Regions from separate parts of the Mus musculus genome. Here regions 2, 3, 4 and 5 are each linked to region 1. A link is a loop called in an ENCODE intact Hi-C map of the cell type or tissue named here. Cell type or tissue: heart. All regions are shown on one strand. Links, peaks and the distances in the headings refer to the core of each region. The heading gives the core; the rest is flanking DNA. Region 1 holds the start of Gm39006 (a long non-coding RNA gene). Region 2 overlaps Nosip (nitric oxide synthase interacting protein). Region 3 holds the start of Ppfia3 (protein tyrosine phosphatase, receptor type, f polypeptide (PTPRF), interacting protein (liprin), alpha 3). Region 4 overlaps Slc6a16 (solute carrier family 6, member 16). Region 5 holds the start of Slc17a7 (solute carrier family 17 (sodium-dependent inorganic phosphate cotransporter), member 7).

The links. Hi-C counts contacts between places; a loop is a spot of excess contacts. Peaks named below come from ENCODE experiments on the same cell type or tissue, not always from the same donor. Only the 100,000 strongest peaks of a DNase experiment are listed, where the experiment ranks them.
Region 2: it touches region 1 in a loop (2.4-fold over the local background); 9 of 42 quality-filtered maps call a loop at or near these places.
Region 3: a loop joins it to region 1, with 2.5 times the contacts of the local background. A loop is called at or near these places in 4 of 42 quality-filtered maps.
Region 4: it touches region 1 in a loop (2.5-fold over the local background); 3 of 42 quality-filtered maps call a loop at or near these places.
Region 5: a loop joins it to region 1, with 4 times the contacts of the local background. A loop is called at or near these places in 16 of 42 quality-filtered maps.

Annotation. Positions count from the first base shown.
Region 1 is chr7:45,297,409-45,303,272 of GRCm38, forward strand. It overlaps Gm39006 (a long non-coding RNA gene), which reads right to left and starts at 4,952. Exons shown (of 2, transcript XR_882064.2): 1 at 4,425-4,952; 2 at 1,751-3,817. It overlaps Trpm4 (transient receptor potential cation channel, subfamily M, member 4), which reads right to left. Exons shown (of 25, transcript NM_175130.4): 25 at 5,747-5,864. In heart, for the core only: CTCF peaks have their summits at 2,531 (motif pointing left) and 3,078; DNase peaks (open chromatin) are centred at 2,543 and 3,073.
Region 2 is chr7:45,077,285-45,083,148 of GRCm38, forward strand. It overlaps Nosip (nitric oxide synthase interacting protein), which reads left to right. Exons shown (of 9, transcript NM_025533.3): 9 at 28-1,219. The coding sequence ends at 99. Rcn3 (reticulocalbin 3, EF-hand calcium binding domain) reads right to left here. Exons shown (of 7, transcript NM_026555.2): 7 at 5,630-5,864. Among named protein-coding and RNA genes, the nearest start is that of Rcn3, 12 kb to the right of the region's middle. In heart, for the core only: CTCF peaks have their summits at 1,423 (motif pointing right), 2,737 (motif pointing right) and 3,693 (motif pointing right); DNase peaks (open chromatin) are centred at 1,457, 2,737 and 3,987.
Region 3 is chr7:45,364,305-45,370,168 of GRCm38, forward strand. Ppfia3 (protein tyrosine phosphatase, receptor type, f polypeptide (PTPRF), interacting protein (liprin), alpha 3) reads right to left here and starts at 2,715. Exons shown (of 30, transcript NM_029741.2): 1 at 2,355-2,715. Lin7b (lin-7 homolog B (C. elegans)) reads right to left here. Exons shown (of 6, transcript NM_011698.1): 2 at 5,823-5,864; 3 at 5,611-5,682; 4 at 4,837-5,046; 5 at 4,000-4,163; 6 at 3,587-3,694. The coding sequence ends at 3,673. It overlaps Mtag2 (metastasis associated gene 2), which reads left to right and starts at 1,857. Exons shown (of 2, transcript NR_015480.2): 1 at 1,857-1,970; 2 at 3,072-3,644. In heart, for the core only: CTCF peaks have their summits at 1,824 and 3,181; DNase peaks (open chromatin) are centred at 1,867 and 2,857; H3K4me3 peaks cover 2,843 bases; H3K27ac peaks cover 1,515 bases; H3K27me3 peaks cover 2,881 bases.
Region 4 is chr7:45,245,691-45,251,554 of GRCm38, forward strand. All of the region lies in intron 1 of Slc6a16 (solute carrier family 6, member 16), which reads left to right. Among named protein-coding and RNA genes, the nearest start is that of Gm23585, 5.9 kb to the right of the region's middle. In heart, for the core only: a CTCF peak has its summit at 2,122 (motif pointing right); no DNase peak of the experiment used is centred there.
Region 5 is chr7:45,160,374-45,166,237 of GRCm38, forward strand. Slc17a7 (solute carrier family 17 (sodium-dependent inorganic phosphate cotransporter), member 7) reads left to right here and starts at 3,548. Exons shown (of 12, transcript NM_182993.2): 1 at 3,548-3,771. The coding sequence starts at 3,710. In heart, for the core only: a CTCF peak has its summit at 1,996 (motif pointing right); DNase peaks (open chromatin) are centred at 228, 1,758, 1,888, 3,554 and 1 weaker place; H3K4me3 peaks cover 1,795 bases; H3K27ac peaks cover 1,231 bases; H3K27me3 peaks cover 1,859 bases.

The sequences.
Region 1 (5,864 bases), core at 688-4,687:
GCTCTCTTACTGCTGCCTGTGCATCCAGATGTAAACCTCTTGGCTATGTCTCCAGCACTGCATCTACCTGCAGCCGCCATGCTTCCAACTTTATATAGTAATGGACTGAACCTCTAAAACTGTAAGCCAGCCACAATCAAATGTTTTCCTTTATAAGAGTCTCCACGATCATGGTGTCTCTTCACAGCAATAGAAACCCTAACTAAGAGACAGGGAATAGAGAATAGAGAAAAGAGAGAAAGGGTGGCCTAGCAGAGCAAGGGTGTGGTGGTTTTAGCAAATATGGGGTGGGGGGTGGGGCATTCACCCATAGGGAGTGGCACTGTTAGGAGGTGTGGCCTTGTTGGAGGAGGTGTGGCTTTATGGTCTCAGAAGCTCAAGCCAGTTCACTCCCTACCTACTGACCCAGATGGAGAACTCTCACCTCCTTCTCCAGCACCATGTCTGCCTGCACACTGCCATGCTTCCTGTGTGACAATAGTGGATTAAATGTCGTGAACTGTAAGCCAGCCCCAATTAAATGTTTTCCTTATGGGCGTTGCTGTTGTCATGGTATCTCCTCACAGAAATAGCAACCCTAACTAAGACAGAGAGTATAGCCAAAATTAGCAGAGTTATAAGGAGAAGGACTAAGCCGGGCAAAGGAAGCCAGTGAGCTGGAGGTGAGAAGAACTAACCTGGACTCTGAAATGGATAACAGGTACTCGTGATGCTGAGAGAACCTGGAGGCCGGCATGAGCTTGAGTATGATAACAGGCACCACAGACAGCCATTTGTCCCTTCTGCTCGAGGAAGGGGGAATGACACTTTTTGCTAGAGGGACCTGGCTTCACAAGTTCCTGGAGGATGTTGGTGGCTTTTATCTAACCACTAGAAATCCTCCTATACTCCAAGGTTGAGCCCGTTTCTGGACATTTGGAGTTTGAGGGAACTGGAGTCTCCTTTGTACCTAACAAAGATATTAAAGCGTGGGCATCACCATGAAGCTGAGGTCAGCAGTCTAAGTGATATAAAAGTTGCAGGCCAGACTGGGCAACAGACTAGGGAACTGTCTTAAAAATTGCAGCAGGGAGAAGAAAGGAGGGGCCTGCTTCTCTCTCTGAACAACCCCGGCTGTGCTGTTAAGGCTGGGGCACGAAGGTCTTTTTGCCCACAGATCACCAGGGAGAGATTCATAAGGAATGTTAATCACACAGGGGTGTTTTCTCAAAGGAGAGAATGCCTACTTTCCTGTCCAGAAAGCTGGGAGTGGATATCGTTTACGCCCCGGGGACTTTTTTACTCTCTGTGGAGACAGGCCTCACCCAAATCCCCCAGAAGGACTATGGCAGACTCTCCCTCCCTTGACCACTATCTTTAGCTCCCAGTTACTAGAACCCATCTTAGGGGCATGTCACATGTGCTGCCAACCTCTGTGCCACCCATCAGAGGCCACTGGGGTGACTCCAGGAAGCAGTAGATCCAAAGAGACCCCATCAGCCACTGTGAGCTTCGTGTTCACCTGTGACATCATCACCACCACCTGCCCACTCAGCATCGTCATGCGACACATCACTACACAGCCCTGGCTCTCCTGGAACTCACTCAAAGTCACAGAGATCCTCCTGCCTCTGCCTCCTGAGTGCTGGGGTTAAAGACAGGTACCAGTTCCACCTAGCTAGTCACTCCACTTTGTTTTTGGAGACTTGCATATTAAGCTGTGAACACCCTCAGCAAGCAGTACGGGCTAAGACCTAAAAGGTCAAAAAAATTTCAGTTCTGCAGGACATATGGCCTTTACTGTATATTCACATTAGGTACAAATACATGTTAGCTTGTGGACCAGGTGACTGGCCAAATTTATCCCAGTCAGTCCTTTGCTGATCTAGAGCCATGTGAGTTTAAGGAAAACTATGACTCGACCAAAGTGTGTGTGTGTGTGTGGTGGGTGGGGGGTTGATACATAGGACTGAACTAAATGTCTGGTTCATGCTCACTGGGCGACTCTAGGCAGGGGCTCTACCCCTGAGTCACACCCCCAACCCCTCATGCAGCTAACCTAGGCAGGAAATCTCCCCCCTGAGTTACCTCCCCAGTCTTATTTGTTGTTTTGTTGTTGTTATTTTAACTTTGAAATAGCTTCACTAAGTTGCCCAGGCTGACCCTTGAATTCATTCCATAGCCCAGAATAATCTCCCTCAGCCCCTGAGGGCTGCGACACCTCAGTAGACTGAACCGACTTCTCTGTCAGGGTGTTCAGTGAGTAAAGGCACATCAGCCCCAAGAAACAACAGGCAGCAGGACCTGGAATTTTCAAACGGTTTATATAGCTCTCCCCCTGCTTTGGTCTGTTACTATGCAAAACACAACCAAGAAGATATGAAGTTTCCTGGGGGTGGCCACACGCATTAACAAATGGCATAAGCTGCGTGAGCCCAGAATTGAGGCAAGTGGAGTTCCAGTTCTTCTCAGCTGAGTTTTGGCCAGTCTATTCCTGTTGCTGGTGGTGGTCACATAGTGTAGAGAAACCTTCAACAGAGACTGGTGGATGCTGCCACCTAGCGAACACATCAGCCCTTACCACAGTCCCAACCAGTCATTCAAGGGGTAGGATGTCTGTGAATTGAGGAACCAGCAATGTGGGGGGTGAGGAGGTGGCTAAGATTTTATTCAAAGGGACAAAGGGGTAGTTGCTACTTTTTCATGCCAAACCGAGATGACCTAGTTGTGGGAGTGTGGCGAAGGTGTATGCCTATAATCCCAGCTTTTGGGTGGCTGAAGATGAAGAGTGATGAGTTAGAGGCCAGCCTTAGCTACATAGCAAGGCCTTATCTCATAAATAAATAAAAATAAACAAACGTCCTGAAATAGTCCGAGGACTGGACATGGTGAGTTCTTGAGCACAGAACTTACATTCAGCAGTTCCCAGCCTTGTAGTAGTCAGTTTTCCACTAACTAATCCTGAAACGGGGGTGTGAGATAGGGAAATCAAAGTCTCTGGGCTCCAGCCTGACTCTGCAAGGATCTCTAGAGAATGATAGAGGCCATTCTCCAAATGCATGTGCTCGCAGATGCATCTGGCAGGTGGCGCTGTTGTGATGGAAAGCGGCATCTAAAGGATTCCCTGAAGGTGAAGACACCAAAGCTGCCTTTTCCTTCTTCTCTGTGGGGTTCCAGATTTTTCAGGTAGCATGGGAGCAAAGAGCAGTTCCTGACCTGGAGGATCCCCTGGTACCCAGGAAATAGAAGCCTCTGCAACAGCCGCTCATGCCACGCTTCCATGACAACGGAAAGCCGGGCGGCTCCACTGGCAGTCCTTTCCCACTGTGAGCCTCATCAATTGGATTTGGGCATTTTCCCTGCTATAGGCAAACCTATAGTCAATAATTATAGCTTCAGCCACCAGCCAGGAGCATGGATCGTCTAGCGTGCTAGAACAGTGAAGATCATGATGAGCTTCCTTTGGGGGCCCCAGTAAGGGTGCCAGGGCAGCCCCTAGGACCTGCCTGCACTAGGAAGAAGGATCCCGCTCCATACCACAGCCCTCATCCACCATCAGCCTCCAGCCTCAATATCATGCCCATCACGGTGACCAGCTTGGCCCAAGGAGGTATCATGAGCACTTTGCCAGGAGCACTCTACACTGCTGTTGCTATCCTGTCCTGAGCTCCTTGTGTTTGGGTGTGAAAGGTGTTCATGTGCTTGAACATCTGTTGTCTCCAACAGGTCGCATCCTTTGGGAAATAGTGGGACTTTTGGTGGTGAAAAGCTGAAGACAGGAAGTAGGTCGTTGGGAATGAGGCTTTGAGCGGATCCGTTTCCGGCGTATAGCTGCTTCCTAGTAAGCCATGACATGAACGGGCTAACACCACAGATTCAATATAACCATGCTACCCCCACAGCAGTGGACAATATTCCTTAAAATCATAAGCCAAAATAAACCTCTCCTCTGTTGCTTCTGTCTGTACTTTTGTAACCCATACAGACCCTTGTTCCTGGTCACCCCCTCCACTTGTCTGACAGAAATCCCAGCTAGATCCTGGCCAGGCTCCTCTCATCCCGACCTACAGAGCTCCCATTCTCCTATAGCAGGAAGCCACCCCTCACTAAAAGTACATTTTCCTCATCAACACCGTCACGTCTGGGTTTTTTGGTTTTGGTTTTGGTTTTCCAGATAGGGTTTCTCTGTGTAGCCCTGGCTGTCCTAAAACTCACTCTGTAGACCAGGCTGGCCTTGAACTCGGGAAATCTGCCTGCCTCTGCCTCCCAAGTGCTGGGATTAATAGGCATGCGCCACCACTGCCTGGCCAGGTCTGGGGTTTGACTTTGCCTTGCTTACAAGTTAGTCTAGTGTTGTGTTATAGATGCAGCCAAAAGGCATAAGACTCCAAGATCAGAGAGGGGGAGGGGGCTCGCCTTTTCTCAGTTCAGAAAGTGGTACTAACACATGAGCATTGGTTTCCCTGGACTCCACAGTGCCAAGGGATGTAGTAGACATTGAGGCTCCTCCATGGGGTCCTGAACCAAACTCCTGGACTGAGTTTAAAGGATTCTTACAAACAGATCCACTCAAATTTAGCCATCTGGAGTGACATTTCTGCCGACGAGATATGCTGGTTCCTAGATCAAAAAAAGCTCAAGGGGTCTGGGGAGGCAGCTAGCACAGTTTCCTAGAGTCCAGAGAGAGATTAAGAGAGTAGCCCAGTGGTAGAGAGCTCCTGTCTAGAATCCCCCAGGGAAGGGCTGGGCCACCATTACGTGGTGCTGGAAGATGCTTGCTGTAACCTGAGTTTGATTCCTGGGAGACACGTGGTAGAAGGAAAACATTGCTCCCTAACTTGTCACTCTGATCTTCATCCATACATTGTGGCATCAATACGACGACCTACACAGGCAGGAACGAACATGCACAGGCACATACACACACACACACACACACACACACACACACACACATACACACCAACACACACACAAAATAAAAATGGAATCTTTGGGGCTGGAGAGATGGCTCAGCGGGTAAGAGCACTGATTGCTCTTCCAGAGGTCCTGAGTTCAAATCCCAGCAACCACATGGAGGCTCAAAACCATCTGTAATGAGATCTCACACTCTCTTCTGGAGCTTCTGAAGACAGCTACAGTGTACTTACATATAACAATAAATAAATAAATCTAAAAAAAAAAGGAATCTTTAAACATCTAAATTCCTAGCACCCAAGAAAAATGGATCTGCCCTCCCTTGATGCACTCTAGGAAAAGTCGGATTTATGAACCAGACAACACAAGGCCAGCCACACAGAAGGCAACATGTGTCAGTGAGTGCTAGCACTAGCCCCTTCTTACTGCCACCATGGTGACCGTTTGGGTTGGCAGAATGGACCCAGGATTTCCAGGGAGAGTCTGGTTGTACGTCTGGCCGTGTTCCAACATGGCTCTACACCCAGAGAGGCCCCGGAGCTGGAATCCCTCCAATTTGGAGGATGTTTTGGTTTTGATTTTTGGATGTGTTGGCTGCTGGTGGCTTTCTCGCTATTTAACTAATAATCGCTGTCAGTTCAGCCTTGTCATTACCGTCTTAGTTTGTTATGGGTTATTTAGTTAAATTGCAATGTATAATGATGTGGATTTGCCTCCACCCCCGTGTGAGTGTGGCCTGCAATTTTCCACTAATTAGACTTTTTAAAGACACATATGCATTTACCTACTCAAATCTGCATCATCTGTTTGTATGTTGCCTGAGCAGATGACAGCAGCGCCCACCCTCCTCTGGGACCAGCTCTCTTTATTACCACCCTGTTATGTTCCCACGGGAAAGCAGAAAGCGGCAGGGGCTCAGACGCCCCTGTCTCCTGCAGGGAAAGCCACCCAAACAGAGGCTCTGGGTC
Region 2 (5,864 bases), core at 1,036-5,035, 220 kb before region 1:
CAGCTTGTTCTTTTCTCTCCTCTCTAGGGCGGCACCGGCTTTGCGGGCTCCGGAGTGAAGCTACAGGCAGAAATGTCTCGGCCAGTGATGCAGGCCTGAGCCGTGGCCTAATAAACGTGGATGTGAACATCTGGATGCCTGGCGCCTCATTGTAGGCCCGGCGACAGAAGGAGTGGGCCTGCGGTGTGGGCCTGGGCTCCTGGGATTTACTCAGTCACTTAGGACCAGGCAGAAACCCCGGCGTGAACCTGTGGGTCTCCTCCAGCCTCAGGCAGGACTTGGAAGAGGGTGCCCTGAACAAGAAGTGCAAGTCTCGTGATAGCACTCCCAGGCCAGCTACCTCCCGAGACCCCTAGACATGGACCTGCCCCCACCAAGTGCCCCTCCCCCAGCGATCCCTACAGACCCATTACACACTGCACACTGCTTCACATGCACGTACCCTCCTCCTCTTCTTTCCCTGAACACCTGAGAATATCTCTCAAGAGCCAACTTCCCTTCCCCAGCCCCCTTAAACTTGCTCAAAGAGACGCAGACCACCCTCATCCCTGCCTCCAAGTAAAAATAGCTTTCTTTTCTCTTTGTACTGGCAAATGCACACACTAAGCAAGTGTTGAGTTCCTTAATGTATATCTAAGGGAGGGGTTTGTGCACATGAGTCCAATGCCTGCATAGGCCGTACTAACCTGTCAGACCCCTGGCTCTGGGGTCAGGCAGCCTTGAGTAGCCTAGTCTAGATGCTGGGGGCCAGGCTTGGGTCCTCTGCCAAGAGCAGCAAGCACTCTAAACCACTGAGCCATCTTCACCCCGTGTTTCCATCCCATCACAGAAGAGAACTGCTGCAAAATTGAGGCTACTTTGTGCTGTATAAGACTGCCTCAGAATAAGAGAAACAATTATATACATTTGAGTCCTTAAATCTGGCCAAATTCTTTGTTGTTTTATTTTTCGAGACAGGGTTTCTCTGTGTAGCCCTGGCTGTCCTGGAACTCACTTTGTAGACCAGGCTGGCCTCGAACTCAGAAATCCACCTGACTCTGCTGGGATTAAAGGCGTGCGCTACCACGCCCGGCTGTTGGGCAAATTCTTGATGGAAAAAACCAAAACACTGGCCATGCAGTGATGAGAAGATGTGTTCAATGTGTGGCAACTTGTGTATTTATAATTTTACATCCTGTAAGTCTGTTGCTAATATTTAAACAAAACGTATATTCCAGGCATAGTGGTGTGCGCCTGTAACACTGACCCCCTGCTTTCACTGCCCTTGTCGCACATTACCGGAGTGTGTGGGGGCACCTGGGTCTTTCCTGTGTGCGTAGTTTGCTGCTTTGTGTATAATTTTGATAAGATACTGTCAAGGACACAACCTTTCAAAGATTTGGAAGGGCCTCTTGGCCAGTAAATCAGATGTCCACCTGCGGCCACTAGAGGGCAGAACGTCACTGCCGATGAGAGGCTTAGAATTTAAACAGGCTGGGGCTGAGAGTCCACAGACTGGAAGGTGTGAGTTCAGATCCCTGTAATGCTAGCATCAGAGACGAGGGTCCCTGGGGTTTGCTGATGATCCACACCATCCCATTCCAGGTTCAGTGAGAGACCTCCTCTCCCTACGTAATGTAAGCAGTGGGTGAAGACACCCAGCTCTGGCCTGTGGGTGTCACACACAGGGACACACCAAATACAGATGTTACCCAAGTACGTAAAGTAACCAGAAAGAAGAAAACATCAGAAAATTTGGAGACCCAACATTTAGAAAATGCCAAGTTGCTTTTAAATGGTGTGTGCTTTTAGCCCAGGACAGGGTCAAGCCATGACTACCAAATGCCAGTGCAGAGCCCAGCCAGGGCTGGCGGTACACACCTGCCATCCACCAGCAGATGAGGAAGGGAGAGGGATGACAGGAGTTCCGAGAAGAAAGCTAGGGAGGTACCCCAACTATATTGATTAAAGTCCAGCTGAACCCAGTTGAATTATATTTGCTGTTTAGGGGTTCAATCCAAGGAACTCAGCAAGGAGTGGGGTGTGGTGGCGCACGCCTTTAATCCCAGCACTCAGGAGGCAGAGGCAGGCAGGTTTCTAAGTTCGAGGCCATCCTGGTCTATAGAGTGAGTTCAGGGCAGCCAGGGCTACATAGAGAAACCCTGTCTCAAAACAAAACAAAACAAAACAAAACAAAACAAAAAAACAATTTTCTCCTGAAGAATAAAACAGACTCAGGTTCGACTACTGTCAGCCTGAGAGGGAGTGTGGCTCAGTGGGACATGCCTGGGATGCCACAGTAAGAAACTGGAGTGTTGTTAGAGGGTAGAGCTCAGAGCCTGGGTCCTAACTCTGGTAACCCTGACCCAATGCTTTAAGACCCATTACTTGGTTTGCTAACTTTTAAAGTTGACAAGAATAAAACTCCTAAATCCTTAAAATCCACATGGTGGGAAGAAAACACCATCACAACACATCGTCTGACCCGCACACACACAAAAAAAATTCAATAAAAATAAACAAGATGCGGGGTGTGGTGGTGCACGCCTTTAATCCCAGCACTCACGAGGCAGAGGCAGATGGATTTCTGAGTTCGAGGCCAGCCTGGTCTACAGGAATATACAGAGAAACCCTGTCTCAAAAAAAACCCCAAACAAACAAACAAGATAAACTGCCTTGAGATACTGAACCCCCCAGGGAAGCATCACGCAAGCCCCTGTAAGAGCCAGTGATTTCCCAGCCGGTAGTCCCAGAACTCGCCAGCAGAGGGCACGCGCGCCATTCCATGCCTTGGTAAGTAATTGTGTCTGCTCCGGAATACACAGACTGGGCTAAATTGGATGACATTTCCACCGGCACTTGGGGACTTTGAAGTCTCTTCTTCTGAGCTGTATGTCAAAGCCCTTGCGATGTCACCACTTTTTCTGAAGATGAGCACTGTAGATGTTATGCAGTCTGGAATGTTTAGGAAGGCACTGGCCTGGCATGGACCTCATTAAAAAATTCTGGGGTAGCCGGGCGTGGTTGGTTACGCCTTTAATCCCAGCACTTGGGAGACAGAGGCAGGGGATTTCTGAGTTCGAGGCCAGCCTGGTCTTCAGAGTGAGTTCCAGGACAGCCAGGGCTACACAGAGAAACCCTGTCTAGAAAAAACAAAACAAAACAAAAAAATTCTGGGGTTCCAACTGGGCATGGTGGTGCACACCTTTAATCTCAGCACTCAAGAGTCAGGAGAAGATTGATGTCTGAGTTCGAGGCCAGCCTGATGTACAAAATGACTTCCACGTTAGCCAAGGCTGCACAGACCGGTCTCAAAAAAAAAAAAAAAACAACAAAAAAAAAAGTTCTGTGTCCAATCTTCCAGGCAATCAGGCTTACTAGTAAACACCTTTACCCATGTGCTGGGTCGTCTGGGAAGAAAGAACCTTTTATTATTTGTTTATTTAGGAAGAGTCTTTTATTTGCTTGTTCGTTTATTATATACATTGGTTGTGTTGTCTGAGTGTGTGTGTGTGTGTGTGTCTGTGTGATCCCCTGGAAATAAAGTTGCATAGACCGTTATGAGCTGCTGTCTGGGTGCAGAGCCTTTGGAAGAACAGCTAATGCCCTTAACCCCTGAGCCATCTCTCCAGCCCCAGGAAGGAAGAATCCTTTTTTTAGATTTGTTTATCACGTATACAATGTTCTGCCTGCATGCATGCCTGCATCCCAGAAGAGGGCATCAGATCCCATTACAGATGGTTGTGAGCCACCATGTGTTGCTGGGAACTCAGGACCTCTAGAAGAGCAGTCGGTGCTTTTAACTGCTGAGCCATCTCTCCAGCCCCAGGCAGAAAGATTTTAGTTGAGAAAAGGCCTCCATAACGTTGGCATGTAGACAAGTCTGTGGAGTTTTTCCTGAATGATGATTGGTGTAGGAAGGGTCAGCCCATTATGGGCGGGGCCACCCTGACCAGGTTCTTCTGGGTGCTGTAAGAAAGCAGGCTGAGCAAGGCCTGGGGCACAAGCCAGTCAGCCAGTATCCTCCAAGGCTTCTGCATCAGCTCCCGCCCCAACTTCCCGGAATGATGAGCAGTGGTCTGAAATAAGCCTTTTTTTCCTCAGGTTCCTTTTTCTCACAGTGTTTAATCCCCAGGACACTTGCTGAGCTATGCAGCCAGCACCCACACCCCACTGCTTATTTTATTTGTGTGAGTGTGTAAACGAGTGCCCTGAGAGGCCAGAAAATTCATGAGATTGCTCTGGGATGGAGTCCCAGGCACACGTGAACTGCCTGGCATGGGTGCTGGGGTCCCAACACTAGGATCCATCTGCAGGACACACACACACATACACACGCATGCACATGCATACACATGCATGCACACACATGCACATACACTTTTCTTTCTTTCTCTCTTTTTTTATGACTTTTTCTTTTTCTTTTTTTTTTTTAGATTTATTTATTATATGTAAGTACACTGTAGCTGTCTTCAGACACACCAGAAGAGGGCGTCAGGTCTTGTTAGGATGGTTGTGAGCCACCATGTGGTTGCTGGGGTTTGAACTCAGGACCTTTGGAAGAGCAGTCAGTGCTCTTAACCGCTAAGCTTGCTCTCTCTCTCTCTCTCTCCCTTCCAATTCCTTTCTTTTTTTCTTTTATTTTTTTTCCCGAGACAGGGTTTTCTCTGTGCAGTCCTGGCTGTCCTGGAACTCACTCTGTAGACCAGGCTGGCCTTGAACTCAGAAATCTGCCTGCCTCTGCCTCCTAAATGCTGGGATTAAAGGCGTGCACAACCGCTGCCCGGTTGATTGTTTTTCATGACACAGTTTCTCTGTGTGACAGTCCTGGCTATCCTAGAACTGGCTTTGTAGACTAGGCTGGCCTCAAATTCAGAGATCTGTCTGTCTCTGTCTCCCAAATGTTAGGACTAAAAGTGTGTGCCATCGCCTGGCTTTTTTATTTTTTTGCACCCCTTCCGCTTTTAAATTAAAATATAATTACATTTTATTTCCCCCCTTTTCCCTCCAACCTTTTTTTTTAAACAAACAAACAAAACCAAACAGGCCAGACATGAACACCCGGACGTCCTCCTGCGCTAGACTCTGCCCTCGCGTTGCTGTATTACGGGTGTATATCACTCTCCGTGTGGCTCAATGCAGCTGACACAGAGGCGCTTTCCCTCCTCATTCCTGGCTATTCCATTTTCAGAACCCTCACCGCGGGGTGTTTCACTGAGAGCTGTGGTTGTTTCTCCAGCTGTGGTTTTGTGCTTCCCCACCCTGGAGCACTTAGGGGCGGGCTGCATTTCCTGCCTGGCTTTCCTGCGGCCCCCAGGCTGCTGGCTTTATTCTCGGCCTCTGGGAACGCCCTCAAACGTCCACTAACACCCATCTCGCATGCCCAGATGCCCGAGAGCAGTGCTCCTCAACCTTTAACACAGTTCCTCTTGTTTTGACGGATCTCCACCAACCATAAAATCATTTTTGTTGCTATTGCCTAACGGTGATTTTGCTGTTATGAATCGTAATGTATGTGACCCTGTGGAGGGGACATCACCGCTGGACTACGCCCTCTTGAGGCCCTCCGCACTCAGCGCCAGCATGCTCCTCCATCTCCTCACAGTATCCTTCCCCCCACCCACAGATAGACAGACAGACAGACAGACAGAGCAGGGGACCCCAGCAACAGCTTTTATTGCTCCTAGGCAGGACAGGTTAGCTTGTGCTGTTGACATTCAGAGTTCAAATTGCGGTTAGGTCAGGATGTGGCCCCGCGTCAGTGCTGGGATGCTATCAGTGGGTGTCACTTATCTTTGAGTGCCTGAGTATCCTGGGCAGGTTGGGGGGTCCCAGGGTTGGTGACAGGGGTCTCAGGGAGAGAAGGTGACTGAGGGCCCAAGAAC
Region 3 (5,864 bases), core at 1,249-5,248, 67 kb after region 1:
AAGATTGTGTAAGCTATGGGGGGCTGGAGAGATGGCACAATGATTAATAGCACTGACTACTCTGCAAGAGGACCTGTGTTCAATTCCTAACACTTACCTGGCAGCTCACAATGGTCTAATTCCAGTTCCAGAGGACCTGGCACCCTTGCATAAACATATATGCAGACAAAACACTAATGCACATAAAATAAAAATAATTAATTAATTAAAAAAAAGACTGTGCACACTAGAGTTCCAAAGAATACTAGACTATTTAATTGAAAATGACACATTCTGCAAGTTAGAATATCCTGGGAAGAAGGGAATCTAGAACATCAGCAGACGTGGCCCGAACATAAAACACATCTACAATGGAAACTCAGCAGATACTAGTCTTTAAGGGTGGGCATAAAGTGAGCCCTTTTTGTAATTGGTCAAGTGCTAGTAATTGAAGCCTGGCCTTTGTGCATGTGAGGTAAGTGCTCTGCCCCAGCAACAACCCCAGCCCCTGTAGCTAGAAATATAGGGCATGTCTGAGGAGAGGCCTGAGAGCAGAGAATGGCTTAGGCATGTTGTCTAGATATTGGTAAAGACCAAAAAAGAAAAAGAAGGAAGGGGAAGAGGAGAAGAATAAATAGAAGAAAAAGAGGATGAAGAGGAGGAGGAAAAATGTAGACAACATAGTGAGTTCTAATCCAGCCTGGGACGCATGGCAAAATCCTGCCACTGGGGATGGGAAAGGAGCAAGTAAAAAAAAAGACATGCTTAGAAGTTAGTTCATGGCCTTGAAGTGGATCACATGCCTTGGTGAGGACGGAACAGGCACATCATCTGGAAATGTTCTGGAACTTAGGATCTTGAACATAACACAGGGAAAGGACACATTTTTAACTAGAAGTGCAGAAAGACAGCTGCCTGGTTCCAAATAACCTCGTGAACCTTGATCCCAAAACACACCTGGAGGAAAGGATGGCTGTTTGGTACTTGGAGTATGAGACATCAGATATTACCATATGGGTCTCTAGAGGCAATGAGATGCCAGAAATATCCAGCTTTGGGGGAGAGGAGACTCTGCAAGTCTAGCACCTGAGATGATAGAGCAGATGATAAGTGCTCGTTAAAGCCATGGGAGATGTGAAGTTGAGGCCACCAAGACATGAAGATGGGAGTGGAATGCAGAGCCAAGGTCCAGACTTTTGAATCTACCTAGGGGTGAAGAAACTTAGAGCCTGACTGTTTGGTGGGAGTGTAAGCCTGGGTGGGTGGTCTGATGGACAGGACACTCACCACTGTCAGAGATTCTGGGTCCCTGAGATGAGTGTTTGTTCAGGTGGAGGTTATAAGATGGGGGTGAGACACTTAGATCTCCAAGGGGGAGTGAGGACAGAAGCAGAGGAATTGCATTCCAGGTCTTTGAAAAGAAGTCATGGCGCCTGAGTCTATAAGGCAGCAAGCAGGTGCTGGTGTACCAAGAGGCTGGTCATATTTGTCTGCGGAGGGCAGGGGGGAGCTGTTAAAGTAGGTGCTAAGTGGGGAGGTGGGGGCAAAGGCTAGGAAACTGGATTCCCCGGGTGCTGAATAAGGTGACAGTGATTAGTCAGGGCCAGCAGATATATGGACACTAACAGCTTTTCAGAACCAGGTGGGAGCGGGAGGCTCCATGCCAAGGTTTCTAAGTGGCCTGGGCAGGGACATTCACAAGCTCTATGTAAGTGAAGCAGCTAGAGTCCCAGAAAGCTAGAGTGCCTAAAGATGGGCCTGAGAGCCCTGCGGCCCATCTGGGAGGGGGGCGCCGGGGAACCCCAGGTCAAAGGCGCGGTGAGGGGGAGGAATCCCCACACCACCTGCACCCCCCTCCTCCCTAGCGGCCGTGGAAGGAGATGGGGGAGGCGAGGCTACCGAGAGCTGACCATGGACAGCTCCGGCGCGGGCCTGTGTCCAGGGCGAGCCGGCCTGGACCGAGGAACGTCTCCGGTTGATTCAACCAGAAGGTGGGGGACGCAAATGGGGGAACGATTTGGACGCAATGGAGGAAGCCCCACAGCGGTGACCAGGGTCTGGAGCTCCCAGGACTGGGCCCAGAGGATGGATCTAGACTGAGGGATCCCCTGGGCTGAGCTGAGGGATCCAGGCTTCTGGGCCCTGGAGGAGGCACAAGGAGGTAGCCCGCCTGAGATACTAGGGTTCGGCGGGGCACTCTCAGCTCCGGGAAGGGACACGCCTGGGTCTCTTGGGTTGGCTTGTGAAATCTGGACTCTGGGTTCCCTTGGGATGAAGATGGGAATGTAGGATTTCGGGCAAGCTGGTCGGAAACGCTAGCCCAGGGGTCCCCAGGGTGGGCGCTGCCGGGCAAGCTGGGCCGGGCTCTTACCTACCTGGTCCGCGACGACTGCGGGAGGAGCTGGGCTGCAGGAGGGACGCGGGGTGGGGTAGGGGCACCGGGCGGGGCCCCTGGCGGCGGCCGGGGCCCGGATCTGGAGCTCTGGAACCCTGTCTACGCCGCTAGCGCGGGCTCAGCGTCTCTTGCTCCGGCTCCAGCGCTGGGGACCCCCCTCCCCCTCACGGTCTCACAGCCTTCTTACTCCCTAAAATAGCCCCCTGCCCTTGTCACCGTACAGCCTCCCCCCGCGAGGCCGCAGTCGCCAGATCCAGGGGTGCCCACCAGCGCCCCCCCAAATCCCACCTTCTCCCCCCCCAAAAAATTCTCCTCCCTCCCCCTCCCCCCCCACAGATCCCGGGCGGTCGTGGCCCCTTTAACAGAAGACTGACGGACGGTGCTGAATGGCCAATGAGAATTGGCCTCCGTGCCGGCCGGCGACCAGACCCCGCCTCCACATCGGGAGGGAGGGGCCGCGCGGGCGGAGAGCTGGGGGCGGGACTCATGGTGCAGCGACCAATAGGCATGCAGCGTGCGGCGGCCTGGGAGGGAGGCGGAGCCCGGCAGAGGATGATGTCACCTGAATCTAGTAGCGCGCAGCATGGAACGCGAGTCGCGACCCCGGGTCCCCACGGCGGCGCGCGTCTCACGGGACACGAGGGTTGGGCGGCGGGATAGGAATTCAACATTCAAGGTGGGATTTTTTTTTTTTAAGACAAGGGCGGCTCCCGGAAGGATGTGCTCGGTTGGAAGGTGAGGCAAGTGGACGACGGGTGGCGAGTGCGTGTTACTCTGCACCCCTGCGCCCGTCTAGGGTACTGCATGCGCCCCACCAACCCGACTCCTACGCAGACGGTGGCACGGCCCGCAAGGGTTCCCCCAGTGGATGGTTCGCTCCGCCCCGCCTACAGAGGCAATGATCAGGCGGCTTCTGCTGGTTTCAAGACTCCCGCGTCCGACTCACTGGAGACCTTGCCAGGCCTTGGCCTTCCGAACCTCTTAAGGGTTGGGGGCAGTGGTCTTTAGTGGTGCTCCCTGGCGCTCACATAGACGCAGCCTTGGGTCGGGCTAGTCTCTGGGACACCGGCCAGCCTCCGCCTTCAGAGCTGCGCGAGCGTTGTCTATCATGGTACACAGACTGGAATGAGCTTGTTCTTAACCTCAGCTTCACTGTCCTCCTCCCCCACAGAGACTATTCCAGGATGCGCGACAGACACACAAGACACTCGGTGAGGGTTAAAGATCTTTAAATAAGGAGCCAGTGACAATAAATAATACTGTACAGGGGAGGAGAAGGAGGGTCCTGGTCTGTGATTTCAGCCTCGAGACTCCAAGGACCTGTGAGGGTGTAGAGAGGGGAGTTTTAGACACAGGGTAGGTTCAGGGGTGGGGTGGGGGAGGGCGCGTAAGATGTTCAATGGTGGGGTTCTGGAGACAACAGTTCAGAAAATCAGGCACAGGGCTTCTGGAGTTGGGGAGCCAGAGGGTCCCAGGGCCTTAGCTACCATGGCAGGAGTCAAAGGTCAGAAAACCCCTGGTGGAGAGCCAGAGATAAATGTTGAAGGCCGCTGTGCTCACTGGCCTGATTTGGGTATCTAAGGTTGGGGAAGGCAGCAGGGAGAGGATGGTGACTGGAGGCTCACGTGTAGCTGTGGTGCTGCTGGCGCCGACGGGCAGATCGCATCTTCTCGAAGCGGGCTTCCATCTCCTCCAGCACCCGAGGAGTGTAGCGCACCACCAGTTTCACTGAGCCCTGTGCAGCCTTCAGGAGTTCCACCGCCTTTTCATGGTGTTCGCCTTCCACACTCTGCAGGGCAGGCCTCGCACAGACTGCTGGCCCAAACCGCTGCCCTTACCACCCTACCCAGGACATGGGACCAGTGGATAGTGACACGGCTGCTGGGGTCAAGTCTCCAAGGCCTCATATCCCTCTAGTGGATCACCAACTTTAGGCACAGCACCCACAACCTAAAAACTGCATGTCAAGATAGCTTTGAGTCCCAGTGTCCTCAATGAACCAGGCCACTGAACCTGTCCCAAAAAAGTCTGTCTACACCCCCTAAGCTTATTGATCTCCTGCCCTCACTGCCCAGGGCCAGAAGCCGGGCTTTTCTGGAGAGACGACCTCCTCGGTGGTGTTTCCTTGGATTCTAATCACTGGGGTTTCAGGATGCTGACTGGCCCAGACATCAGGCAGAGCCAGCCTTTCTCCTCATCTCAGGGACCATCTCTGTTCCGAGCCAGAACCACCCCTCCACATCTTAGTTCAGAGAAGTACCCAACCTTCAACCTCCAAGCCAAATATTCCTCCTGAAAACAACTGCCATCTTCTACACTGGGCTGCTATCCTAGCTAGGCTCTCTGAAGTCCTTGAGGGTCAGCAGTGTACCCCACAGTGCTGTCTCCAAAGGCTGTGTTCCCTGTGTAGAGGGAATGTGACCGTCCAGGGCTGCCTTACGGACACTACCAACCCCACTCACCACACCATTCACAGACAGCAGCTGGTCTCCCCTCTTGAGGCCACCATGGCGATCAGCCACGCCCCCAGGGATGACTCGAGAGATATAGATGGGTGAGTTCTGCTCCTTGCCACCCATGATGTTGAAGCCCAAACCCTCATCAGTCTTCGGTAGTTCCACGACCCTGGGATGTGCGTGGCCCTCACTGGCCGTGAAAGCAGCCACTGTGGCCTGGAAGAGAGAAGACGCCTCAATGAGAGAGACCCTCTTTGAGACATGGGCACTCCAGCCAGCGTAGCCGCAAAGATCAAGTAGGGGAACCCTGACACAGCTCAACAGGAGGCTACCCTATACTGACTCCGACCTGTGAGAACCCTTGCTTTCTTCCGAAAGTCAGGGAGAAGGGCATCCTTAGTACTTAACACCTGCCAATCTTGTTCTCAGACAAATGGAAACAAGTGCCCCCCCCACCTCGGGGGTGGGGTGGGGTGATAGGGATCAGGTGTAAATCTTGAGTCTGCAGGCAGTAATAAGTAATAAGCACTGCAGTTTGGAAAGGTGTCCCTGTTCACAACATCCAACAGGATTGCCTTTTAGGGTCATCTTACCGACAGGAAAGTGAGGCCAGTTTCCAAGCCTGTTGCTAGAGAGAATCTCATGTGCATTCAAGTTAAAAATGTGCAGTTATTTAAAGGGCATTATAAATAAATCTTCATAGGGTGGCACAGAGATGCGCTGATGTGAAGGAGGGCACTGCTTTCGTGGTCACCCAGAGCTACCGGAGCAGGAGCTTACCTTAGCTGTGGCATGAGCCCGCACCTCGGCGCTGCCAGTGATGTCCAGCGTGTCATAGAGCTGTTCATACACCTGGGAAGTCGGGGACACGGCAACGTCAGAGAGCTGCCAGTCCACAGCCCTGGACACCGGTGTCCTCGTCCGCTCGCCCGTCGCCGACCCCGCCGCAGAGTGCAAGGAAACTACAACTTATACAGAACCAAGATGCTCACCTCGCGGATGGCGGAGCAGAAGCGACTCTGCAGGACCCGCTG
Region 4 (5,864 bases), core at 608-4,607, 52 kb before region 1:
TTTTACTGCATTAATTTTACCAACCCTTGAGCATGGAAGATTTATCTCCTGATATCTTCAATTCTTCCTTCAAATCCTCCACATTTTTGTTTTACAAGTATTTTCCTTGCTTGGTGTCTTAGTCAGGGTTTCTATTCCTGCACAAAACATCATGACCAAGAAGCAAGCTGGGGAGGAAAGGGTTTATTCGGCTTACACTTCCACATTGCTGTTCATCACCAAGGAAGTCAGGACTGGAACTCAAGCAGGTCAGGAAGCAGGAGCTGATGCAGAGGCCATGGAGGGATGTCACTTACTGGCTTGCCTCCCCTGGCTTGCTCAGCCTGCTCTCTTATAGAACCAAGACTACCAGCCCAGAGATGGCACCACCCACAAGGGGCCTTTCCCCCTTGATCACTAATTGAGAAAATGCCTTACAGCTGGATCTCATGGAGGCATTTCCTCAACTGAAGCTCCTTTCTCTGTGATAACTCCAGCGGTGTCAAGTTGACACAAAACTAGCCAGTACACTTGGCTAGATATTTTATATTATTTGTGGCTATTGTGAAGTATGTTGTTTCTCTGATTTTTCTCATCCTGTTCATTATTTGTATATAGGAGGGCTATTGACATTTTTAAAGTTACTCTTGTATACACCCACTTCCATGAGGCGTTTATCAGCTGTAGGAAGTTTTCTGGTAGAACTTTTGGGGTTGTTTATTTATATTGTCCTATCTGCAAATAAAGACAGTGACTTCATCCTTTTCAATTTGTATTCACTTGATCTCCTCCAGTGGTCTTATTGCTCTAGTTGGAACCTCAAGTACTATAGTAAATAGATAGGGAGAGACTGGGCAGCCTTGTCTCGTCCCTGATTTTAGTGGAATTACTTTGAGTTTCTCCCCATTTCATTTGATGTTGGCTATAGCTTCTGTACATTGCCTTTATTGTGTTTACGTCTATGCCTTGTATCTCTGATCTCTCCAAGAGTTTTCTCATGAAGGATGCTCGTGTCCATCAAAGGCTTTTACAGTGTCTAATGAGATGACCATGTGTTTCTCTTTTCTTTCAGGTTGTTTATATGGTAGATTACACTTACAGATTTTGCATATTGAATCATCCCTGAATCCTCGTGGATGATCATTTTTGATATATTCTTGGATTTGGTTGTGAGTACTTTATGTAGTATTTTTTTTTTCCACCTACGTTCATAAGGGAAATTGTTCTGCAATTCTCTTTCTTTATCAGGGTGACTGTGGCCTCATTAAATGAATCTGGAAATGTTTCTTCTGTTTCTATTTTGTGGAATAGTTTGAGGAGCATTGGCATTAGCTCTTTTTTGAAAGTCTGGTAAAATTCTGCACTAAAACCATCTGCCCTGGGATTTTTTTTTTTTTTTTTTTTTTTTTTTTTTTTTTTTTTGGTTTGGAGACTTTTTTTATTTTAAAGGATTTATTTATTTATTATATCCAAGTACACTGTAGCTGTCCTCAGACACACCAGAAGAGGGCGTCAGATCTCATTACAGGTAGTTGTGAGCCACCACGTGGTTGCTGGGATTTGATCTCAGGACCTTTGGAAGAGAAGTCAGCGCTCTTACCCGCTAAGCCTCCTTTCCAGCCCCAGTTTGGAGACTTTTAATGACTGCTTCTATTTCCTTAAGAGTGATGGGATTATTTAGATAGTTTACCTGATTTCCTTTAACTTTGATAAGTGGTATCTGTTCAGAAAATTTCTTTTTGATTACCCAGTTTGGTGGTGTACAGGTTTTTAAAGTCCTTACAGTTCTCTGAATTTTCTCAGTGTCTGCTGTTGTCTCCCTTTTTGTCTCTGATTTATTAATTTGGATATTCTCTCTTTGCCTTTTAGTTAGTTTGGATAAGAATTTGTCTATCTTGTGGATTTTCTCAAAGAACCAGTTCTTGGTTTCATTGATTGTTTCTATTCTCTTTGTTTCTATTTTATTGATTTCAGCCCTGAGTTTGATTATTTCCTGTCATCCACTCCATTTGGGTGCTTCCTTTTTTTTTTTCCCTAGAGTTTTCAGGGGTACTGTTAAATTGCTAGTATAAAAGTGCTTTAAAAAAAAAAAAAGATTTATCTTATATAAGTACACTGTAGTTGTCTTCAGTCACTCCAGAAGAGGGCATCAGATCCCAGTACAGACAGTTGTGAGCCGCCATGTGGTTGTTCGGAATTGACCTCAGGACCTCTGGAAGAAAAGAGCAGTCAGTGCTCTTAACTGCTGAGCCAACTCTCCAGCCCCTCCTCCTTTTTTTTTTTTTTTTTTTTTTTTTAATGTAGGCACTTAGTGATCTGAACTTTCCTCTTAGCACGACTTTCATCATGTCCCATAAGTTTGGGTATGCTGCATATTCATTTTCATTGAATTCTAGGAAGTCTTTAATTTCTTTCTTTCTTTCTTTGACCCAGTTTTCTTTTTTTTTTTTTCTTTTTCTTTTTTTTTCTTTTTCGAGGCAGGGTTTCTCTGTGTAGCCCTGGCTGTCCTGGAACTCACTCTGTAGATCAGGCTGGCCTTGAACTCAGAGATCCGCCTGCCTCTGCCTCCCAAGTGCTGGGATTAAAGGCGTGCACCACCACTGCCCGGCACCCAGTTTTCATTCAGTAGAGTTGTTCAGTTTCCATTAGTTTGTAGGCTTTGTGTTGTTTCTGTTGTTGCTGAAGTCCAGTTTTAGTCCATAATGTTCTGATAGGATGCAGGGAGTTTTTTTCCATTTTCTTCTATCTTTTGGGACTTGCTTTGTGACCTAGTATATGGTCAGTTTTGGAGAATGTACACTCTTTTGTGTTTGGGTGATTTGGTTCATAATGTCTGTTAGTTCCAGTTTAGTTTTTGGGTGGGTGACCTGTCCATTGGGGTATTGAAGTCTTCTAGTATCATTGTGTGAGGATGAATGTATAAACTATGCTGTAGTAGTGTTTCTTTTCTTTTTTTGTTTTGTTTTTGTTTTTGTTTTTTGAGAGAGGGTTTCTCTGTGTAGCCCTGGCTGTCCTGGAACTCACTTTGTAGAACAGGCTGGCCTCGAACTCAGAAATCTGCCTGCCTCTGCCTCCCGAGTGCTGGGATTAAAGGCGTGGCCCACCACTGCCTGGCTTGTAGTAGTGTTTCTTTTACACACGTGGAGACCCTTGCATTTGGGGCACAGATGCTAAGATTTGAAACACCATCTTGATGGAGTTTTCCTTTTGAGTATGGAGCGTCCTTACCTCTTTCTTTTGCTTAACTTTGGTCTGAAGTCTGTTTTGTTAGATACTAGAATGGCTACACCAGCTTGTTTCTTAGGTTCATTTGCTTGGATAATCTTTTCCCAACCTTTTACTCTGAGGTGGCGTCTCTTTGATCCTGAGGGTGTGTGTGTGTGTGTGTGTGTGTGTGTGTGTGTGTGTGTTTCTTGTATGCAGCAGAAGGATGGATTCTGTTTTCACATCCATTTTGTGATCTGTGTCTTTTTACTGGGAACTCAATTCATTGATATTGAGACATATCAATGACCAATGATTGTTAATTCCTGTTTTCTTGTTGGTTTTGTTGGTGGTGGTAATGTGTGTATGTGTTTCCTTTTTGTCTTGCAGGTGTGAGGCTATTTTCTGTGTGTTCATGGATGTAGTTAACCTCCTTTAGTTGGAGTTTTCCTTCTAGAACCTTCTGTAGGGCTGGATTTGTAGATAGATATAGTTTAAATTTGACTTTATCGTGGAATGTCTTGTTTTCTTCATCTATGATGATTGAAAGTTTTGTTGGATATAGTAGTCTGGGCTGGCATTTGTGATCTGCTGGACATCTCTCCTGGTCCTTCTGGCTTATACAGCCTCCATGGAGAAGTCGGGTGTAATTCTGACAGGTCTGCCTTTATATGTTACCCGCTCTTTTTTCCTTGAAGCTTTTAATATTCTTTCTTTGTTCTGTATGTTTAGTGTTTTGATTATTATGTGCCAAGTAGACTTTCTTTTCTGATAATCTGTAACTATGTGGGCTTTTTCTAAGCCCTGCCCAGTTCCTGAATAATGACACAGAGACTTATGTATTTATGGTGCTTATGGCTTTAGCTTAGGCTTGCTCCCCAACCAGCTTTTCACTTATATTAACCCATTTATATTATTCTACATCAGCCACTTGACTGGTTAGTAAGCTCTCCTCAGTTTCATAAGTCCAGCTTCCATGAGTCTGGGTAACAAAGCTCTCCATGCCTAACTCTTTCTCAGAGTCCCTCAATCTGCCAGGCATCCCACCTTCTAGTCTGTCTTCTGCTATAAGCCATAGGCTTTTCATTTTGGTCAGTCAGAAGGTGCTGTTGGCAGGCAAGGAACGAAAGAGACACATCTTCACATAGTGTACAAAAACATCACTCCAACACAGTCTGTATGGTGTTCTGTATGCTTCTTGTACCTTTATAGACATTGCTTCCTTACGTTAGGAAAATTTTCCCCTATGGTTTTGTTGCAAATATTTTCTGGGCCTTTGAATTGGGATTTGAATTTTCCCCTAACCCTTTCCTTCTTTTCAGTCCTTTCATGGTGTCCCAGATTTCCTGGGTGTTTTGTTTAGTGAGAAATCTGGAATTTTGGTTCCTTTAAAAAATACAGAAATGTTATAAGAATACGTTTTCTTTTCTTTCTTTTTTTTTTTTTGGGCACACTTTTTTTTAAAAAAGATTTATTTATTATTATACATAAGTACACTGTAGTTGACTTCAGACACACCAGAAGAGGGCGTCAGATCTCATTAGGGGTAGTTGTCTATACTGAGGCATAGAACCTTCACAGGACCAAGGGCCTCTCCTCCCATTGATGACCGACTAGGCCATCCTCTGCTACATATGCAGCTAGAACCACGAGTCAATCCATGTGTTTTCTTTGATTGGTGGTTTAGTCCCAGGAAGAATACATTTTCATTTTTTTTTATTTTTTTATTTTTATTTTTTATTATATGTAAATACACTGTAGCTGTCTTCAGACACACCAGAAGAGGGAGTCAGATCTCGTTACGGATGGTTGTGAGCCACCATGTGGTTTCCGGGATTTGAACTCAGGACCTTCAGAAGAGCAGTCAGGTGCTCTTACCTGTTGAGCCATCTCACCAGCCCCTACATTTTCATTTTAATTCCAGGTGAAGATACAGGGCTGCTTTGCCTCAGCTGACTGTGATTTGCCTTGGGCTCTAGCAGAAGCATGATATCTGCTGCAGATAAATTCTGTGATCGTGTGATGTTGGAATTCTGGGAACTTTTCAGAGGGTACATAACTGCCAGGGTGAGGGATTGGATGTGGTTTGTTATAAGCTGTGCTCAAGAAACAATAAAGAAGAGCTGGGCAGTGTGGTGCATGCCTTTAACTCCAGCACTCTGGAGGCAGAGGCAGGCAGATTTCTGAGTTCGAGGCCAGCCTGGTCTACAGAGTGAGTTCCAGGACAGCCAGGGCTACACAGAGAAACCCTGTCTGGAAATACCAGGAAAAACAAACAAAAAAACCAACCAACCAACCAAACAAACAAACAAACAAAAAAACAAGAAAGAAATTAGATCCAGAGACCTCTCCCCTTCTTTCTCTCCTATCTAGTGATAGGAGGTGAAATTGAGGGGGATAAAGGTTGGAAAAAGAAAGTCAAAAGAGAAGCTACAGTTCTGTGTCAGGGATTTTTTAGATTTAACATTTTCTTGGACGGATGCATCCATTTCTTCTATCACATTGGCAATGCCCGAGATTCTCTCTTCCATCCCGTGTATTCTATCGTGATGTTGTGTCTGTTGTTCCTTTTCTCTTCCCCAGATCTCTCACTTCCAGAGCGCCCTCACGCTGCGTTTTCTGTATTGCTGCGTTTTCTGTATTGCTTCCCTTTCATTTTCGTGCCTTGAACAGTTTTGTTT
Region 5 (5,864 bases), core at 86-4,085, 140 kb before region 1:
AGCTCCAGTGCCTTCTCTAGAGTGTCCTGTGGAAAGTTCCTAAATGGCCATCCCCAGTACAGCGTGTGCTCGCTTGGGACTGGGGCTTGTTCTGTCTAACTTCTACAGCCAAGCTCAAGCAGTGTCTCTAGGCTCTCCTGCCCCATACTCTGTCAACTTTCCATTCTTGGTGCCAGGCTTCATATCACAGGCACCCCCAAGTTGAGGTCCCAACCCCCCAGGCCTCACTACCTCGCGGCTCAGCATGTCCTGTCCCCTCTTTAGGACACTCCACTTTACTTGCCAACATTCTTTTTCCTTTCTGGTGCTGAGGATGTAGCCCAAGTCTCTAATGCCAGGTATATTCTGGGCAGGCAGTGGTGGCGCTCACCTTTAATCCTGGACTCAAGAGGCAGAGGCAAGTGGATCTCTGAGATTGTGGCCAGCCTGGTCTCCAGAGTGAGTTCCAGGACAGTCAGGGCTACACAGAGAAACCCTGTCTCAAACTTCCAAACCAAACCAAACCAAACCAAACCATCTCTCCAGTGCCAGAAGCTGATTCTTGACAAAAGACAGGCCATGACCTTGTCTCAGACTCAAGCATGCTTGTTTCAAATGTGCTTTGAGATTCTCTGTCCTAGGTCAGGCTGCCCCCCTGGCCCTGCAGAAGAAAGAAGGAAAATAGAAACAGTTAATGATATTAAAAGCATCAACCTGGGTGTCCAGATATGGTGGGTAAAGCCACTTGTTGCTGGGTCTGATGACTGGAGGTCCCTTCCAGGAACTCACATAGGAGAGGACTGACGTCCAAAAGTTGCCCTCTAACCTCCACAAGTACACTGCAGCATGGCTGCCTGAGTGTGTGCAGTTACGCACGTGCTACACACACACACACACACACACACACACACACACACACACACATTAACACCACACAGGGAGGATGTCAGCTATATGCCCCCCCCCCATATGTTCAGAAGAGGGTGCCAGATCCTCTGGTTGTTAGCAGTCATAGGCGCACTGGGAACTGAACCCTGGTCCTCTGTAAGAGCAACAAATGCTCTTAACTGCTGAGCCAGCTCTCCAGCCCCAAATATGTAAGTTTTAGTTTAGTTTTTGTTTTTTGTTTTCTCGAGATAAGGTTTCTTTTCGTAGCTCTGGCTTTCCTAGAACTCATTTTGTAGACCAGGCTGGCCTCAAATTCAGAGATCTGCCTGTTTCTGCCTCCTGAGTGCTGAGATTGGAAGCATGCGCCACCACTCATGGCTTATGTATAATTTTTAAAGATTAAGCACAAAAGCCTGGCATGGTGGCTCATGCCTTTAATCGGGGCATTTGATTTCTGTGGGCTTAAGGCCAGCTGGTCTACAGAGTGAATTCCAGGACAGGTAGGACTATGTAGACAAGACACTGCTTAAAAAAATAAAAAATTAAAAAATAATCCAAAGTTGAGAACATTGCCATACAACTTCTGAGAAAAGTTGGTAAAGTCAGAAGGATGACCGTTCAGAAGCCAGACATGGTGGGTATGCCTGCAATAACATTCTCTGGAGGCGGAGGCAGTAGGATAAGTTCCACACAAAGTCTGTACAACCGCCAGACTTGTGTATCCTGCTCCAGGATGCGAGCAAGCAAACTGGAGACCCCTGTCCACGTGAGGGCGCCAGGAAGCTTTAGACTCTAAGGCTTCTTAGCTAAAATTGTATCTCCTAGAACGGGCTAATAGAAACGTGCAGTGGTGAGGAGAACGAGCCTAACTTCCAAGCGCAAAGGCCACTGGGGCTTGTAGTCCAGACTGAGGGCCTCCCTGGGCAACCTAAGGTCTAGTTTCTAGGTCCTAAAAAAGCTCGAAGATTGGGTGCGTTCTTCCTTTCTCCGTCGCCATGGTGATGGTGCGGGCGACGGCCCGGGATTTGGCAGCCGCAGGGCCCCCTTCCCACACCCTCCTCCTCACCATCTGCTCCTCCCTCACACCTGGCCGCGAGCCGCGGACGCCACCTCCGCACGCAGTCCGGGACTCCATGGCCACCAGGTGGCGCGTCTGCGCGGCTCAGCCTGCTGCCCTCCTCCCCGGGGACTTGTCAATCAGAGACAGAGCTGAGACCCACCATCCCCGCCCGCCACTCGATCGGCTTCGCTGGTCCCCTCCTGGGCCGGGTCATGAAAATTTAATCCCAAATGCATTTGTAGCCTGACACGGGGAGAGAGACGGTGGGAACACCAACACCCTGCTAAGGCATAGAACTTGGGATGCACTGGGAGAAGCATTGGCGTGGAGTGCTTCAGGGCCATTTTAGAGTTGGGGTTACCCCCAAGGGATGGGAGTGGAATTTACGGGTGGAAAGAGGACTTAGTGGGTGGGGACAGATCGTGGAGCCCGAGTGGAAGTCACTGCTGGGACACACATGGAGGAAGGAGTCAGACTCAAGGGGAGGAGCCAGGCACAGAAGGCAGAGACAGAAGATAGACAGCAAGTATGTAGGACTCCAAACATACTTGGGGAGCAGGGACAGAACTCAGAGGGAGGAGACATAGCTCAGTTGATGGGGCCCAGACTCAAAAGAATATCATAGAGTCTAAGCAACCGGACACACTCTTGGGAAGTGAGGAAGGACACCATGGGGCACGAACGGCAGTAGTGGTGAGCCTGGTTATAGCTAGCAGAGTTCAAAAGGATGGAAGGAGAGGGAGTTGAAACTCAGGGAGAGAAAGATGGGGTGCAGATTAAAAAAAAGTGAATTCAAGGGGAAAAGTGGAACCCGAAAAATGAGAGAGCCAGTCCAGTTCAGCGGCACGCCTGTATCCCCAGTATGCCCAACAAAGGAAAAAGGGGGCCGGAGAGATGGCTCAGCGCTAATAGGCTGCACTCCAGAGGACCTGGGTTCAGCTCCAAACACCCACATGGCAGGTCACATCTCCTCCAATGCCAGTAGGCATACAAATAGTACACAGATATATAATATGCTAGCAAAACATGCATACCTAATTAAACTTTAAAAGAATAAACTTTTTTTTTTCGAGACAGGGTTTCTCTGTATATCCCTGGCTGTCCTGGAACTCACTCTGTAGACTAGGCTGGCCTCGAACTCAGAAATTTGCCTGCCTCTGCCTCCCATGCCTGTGCCTTGAATTCACACAGATTCACTTGCCTGCCTCCTGAATGCTGGAATTAAAGGTGTGCGGCACTCAAAAAAAAAATTTTTTTTTTTAAAGAAAAAAAGAGTGAAGGAGAGGAAGCAAGCCAAAGGTCGGATGGGAATAGAGCTCAGAAGCAAAGAGATCTGGGAAGAGACTCAAAGAGCTTGGAACGTGCAGAGTATCTGGGGAGTGTATTATAGTGGGGAGCGAGGCAACTCGGAGTTCAATCCCAGGGACGTGGCCTTGGGGTGGACAGGTGGAGGCTCTAGGATGGAAGAGCTGAAAGAGAGAGGGGTCTAGCCTGCAAGCCAAGCCAAGAGAAACTGGCCTAGCATCTCCAGGTAGCCTGTTGGAAGGAGAGGGCGGGTCCTTCCTACAAGGGGTGGGGCCTCCTTTGGTGGGCGTGGATGCCCCGCCCCGCCCCGACGCTGAGTCCGCTACAGCCCCGGGCAGCGGGCACTCGCAGCCTGGTTCCCCCCCGAGCGGAGCTGCGGGGCCGGGCCGGGCCGGGGCGGACCCCGGGATCCCGGACGCGGCCGCCCGGGCCCGCGGGCGGGGGGATTGGCAGGGGACCCGCGTGGGCACAGCCACCATGGAGTTCCGGCAGGAGGAGTTTCGGAAGCTGGCGGGGCGCGCCCTGGGGAGGCTGCACCGGTGAGCCTGGTGGGGTTCCTGGGAGGGTAAGGATGAGGATGCCCCCTTTCCATCTGAGAGCAACTGACAGAGGGAGAAGAGAGGCGACACCCAGGCACAATGTGGGGAGGCCCACCCATCTGTTCAGGATTCCGTCCTGTCAGTGCTGTCCTTCCACTCTGCCTAGTTCATCATCGCTTCCCCCTCCCCCCTGGTCCCCCGCACCTCGGGCTCGACTTTTCTTTGGGATTGTGTGTCCCTCCCTATTCTCTGGATCTCTGTCCACCTGTCTTCTCGGTCTTTTACTTTAGATATGTCCTCTCTCTGGGTTCTTCTTCCCACTGGGTGTCTGTCCCCTCTCTCTGATTAGGAGCCAATGCGGGCGCCCACTAGCTGTCCATCAGTCCTGACTCTGACTCTTGTATTCCCCTTCCTCTCTTCTTCCCTGGACCTCTGGTCCCCACTTTGATCTGTCTCTCTCAGCATCTCTGACTGTTCACCCGCTATCTCCCCACCCTGGCTCTCTCCACCTCTCTCCTCTTTCTCAGGTTCATTCCCTAGAGGCTTTTAATCTGGAGCTAAAGCGGATTGGGGCTGTTAGTTCTTGTCCTTGAGGGGGGTTAATCTGAGAGGGAAAAACTGGGGTATCCTAGGTTCTGGGGGTGAGGGGGATGAAGGGAGTTTCAGGCCACAAAACCAAATTAATCTTGCGGGTAATATGGACTTCCCAAGGGATATAAGCTAGAACTGGGCGATATTTGCTCCCACCAAGGGCCATGATTCTAGTGACCCCAGTGTCCCTTGAGGTAGCCTGGACACCTCCCAGCCTCTCACCCCCAACCCCAGCTCTGGCTCCAAGTCAGAGAAATTACTCAGCTCTTGAGAGGCCTAAAAATATCTATCCACAGTGCGGGGAGGAGATGGCCTCGTGGGCATAGTGCCCTCCACACAGGGCCCTAGTCCACCTTTACATGTTCCTCAGTCCATCTTACTGGGCCACCCGAGGATTATGCTAGTGATGGTCCAGCTTGCTGTACCTCACCTCCTAGATCCAAAGTTAACCCCAACCTCTAGTAACATGAGAGGGATGAGGTGGACAGAGGAAGGCAGGAAGGTGCAGTGTGTGTATGTGGCGGCGGGGGGTGGGGGGGAGGCGAGCTGTGGAGGGGGGAGCTGAGACAGCTTCACCTCTTCATTTTCCAATTCCCAGCCCCTCCCCACCCTTTTTTCTCGCCTCCTTTCACGAGTTTCTCAAAATACACCAGCGTGAAGTCAGGGGAGCTAGAGAAAGATGTGCTGGTGGAGGGGGCTGGGAGGGGGGTGACAGCAGGAGACAGGTGTTCCTCAGGCCCCCTCCCTTAGCCTCTCTATCTCCCCTCTGGGTCTCCAGTCTCACCTTCTCTTTCTGAATTCAGAAACCCCAGAGACAGGAGAAGCAGCAGAACATTGGGAAGGGGGGCAAGCAGTTATTTGCAAACAAAATCCCGAGTTTACTTTGACAGTGGGGGGTATTATTGGTACACAGGTCATTCTCCTTCCCAAGTCCCAAATGAGAGCTCAGAGCGATAGATGCTCCTGGAGATGAGTGCTGCTAGCTTAGCGGGGAGGGGGGGTCTCTTGGACCAGGTAACCCAGGGTGACTTGGGACAACGCGGAGGAGCCAGGGGTCCTTGCTTCTTACAGCCAGGCTCCGGCACGGTATTGCTGGAGGCCAGGAGCAGATCAGGTCCGCAGAAGAGTGTGACCTTGGACCTGGGAGCTCTGCTTTTGGAGTCTCCGTTTCCTACCGTAGGAGACCAGCAAACTGCCAAGGCATAGGAAGACAGAGACGCAGGCAGTGGACAGATACCTAGGGAGCAGTTGAGACACAGTCTTCCTTTGGGGAAACTCCGCCTAACCCAAGGGACGAATTCCCTCACCAGATCCTTGGCCTAGTTGGGGTCATCCAGAGAGGAGATGGGAGTTTTCTGTGACTCTTGCTATTTGAGACAGGATCTCCTGAAGCCCAGGCTGGCCTTGAACTCTTGATCATCTTGCCTCTGTCTCCCAAGTGGTAGGATGACAGGCTCACACCACCAGGCCACACTTGAACTTCCTGGCTTTTTTTATTTTTT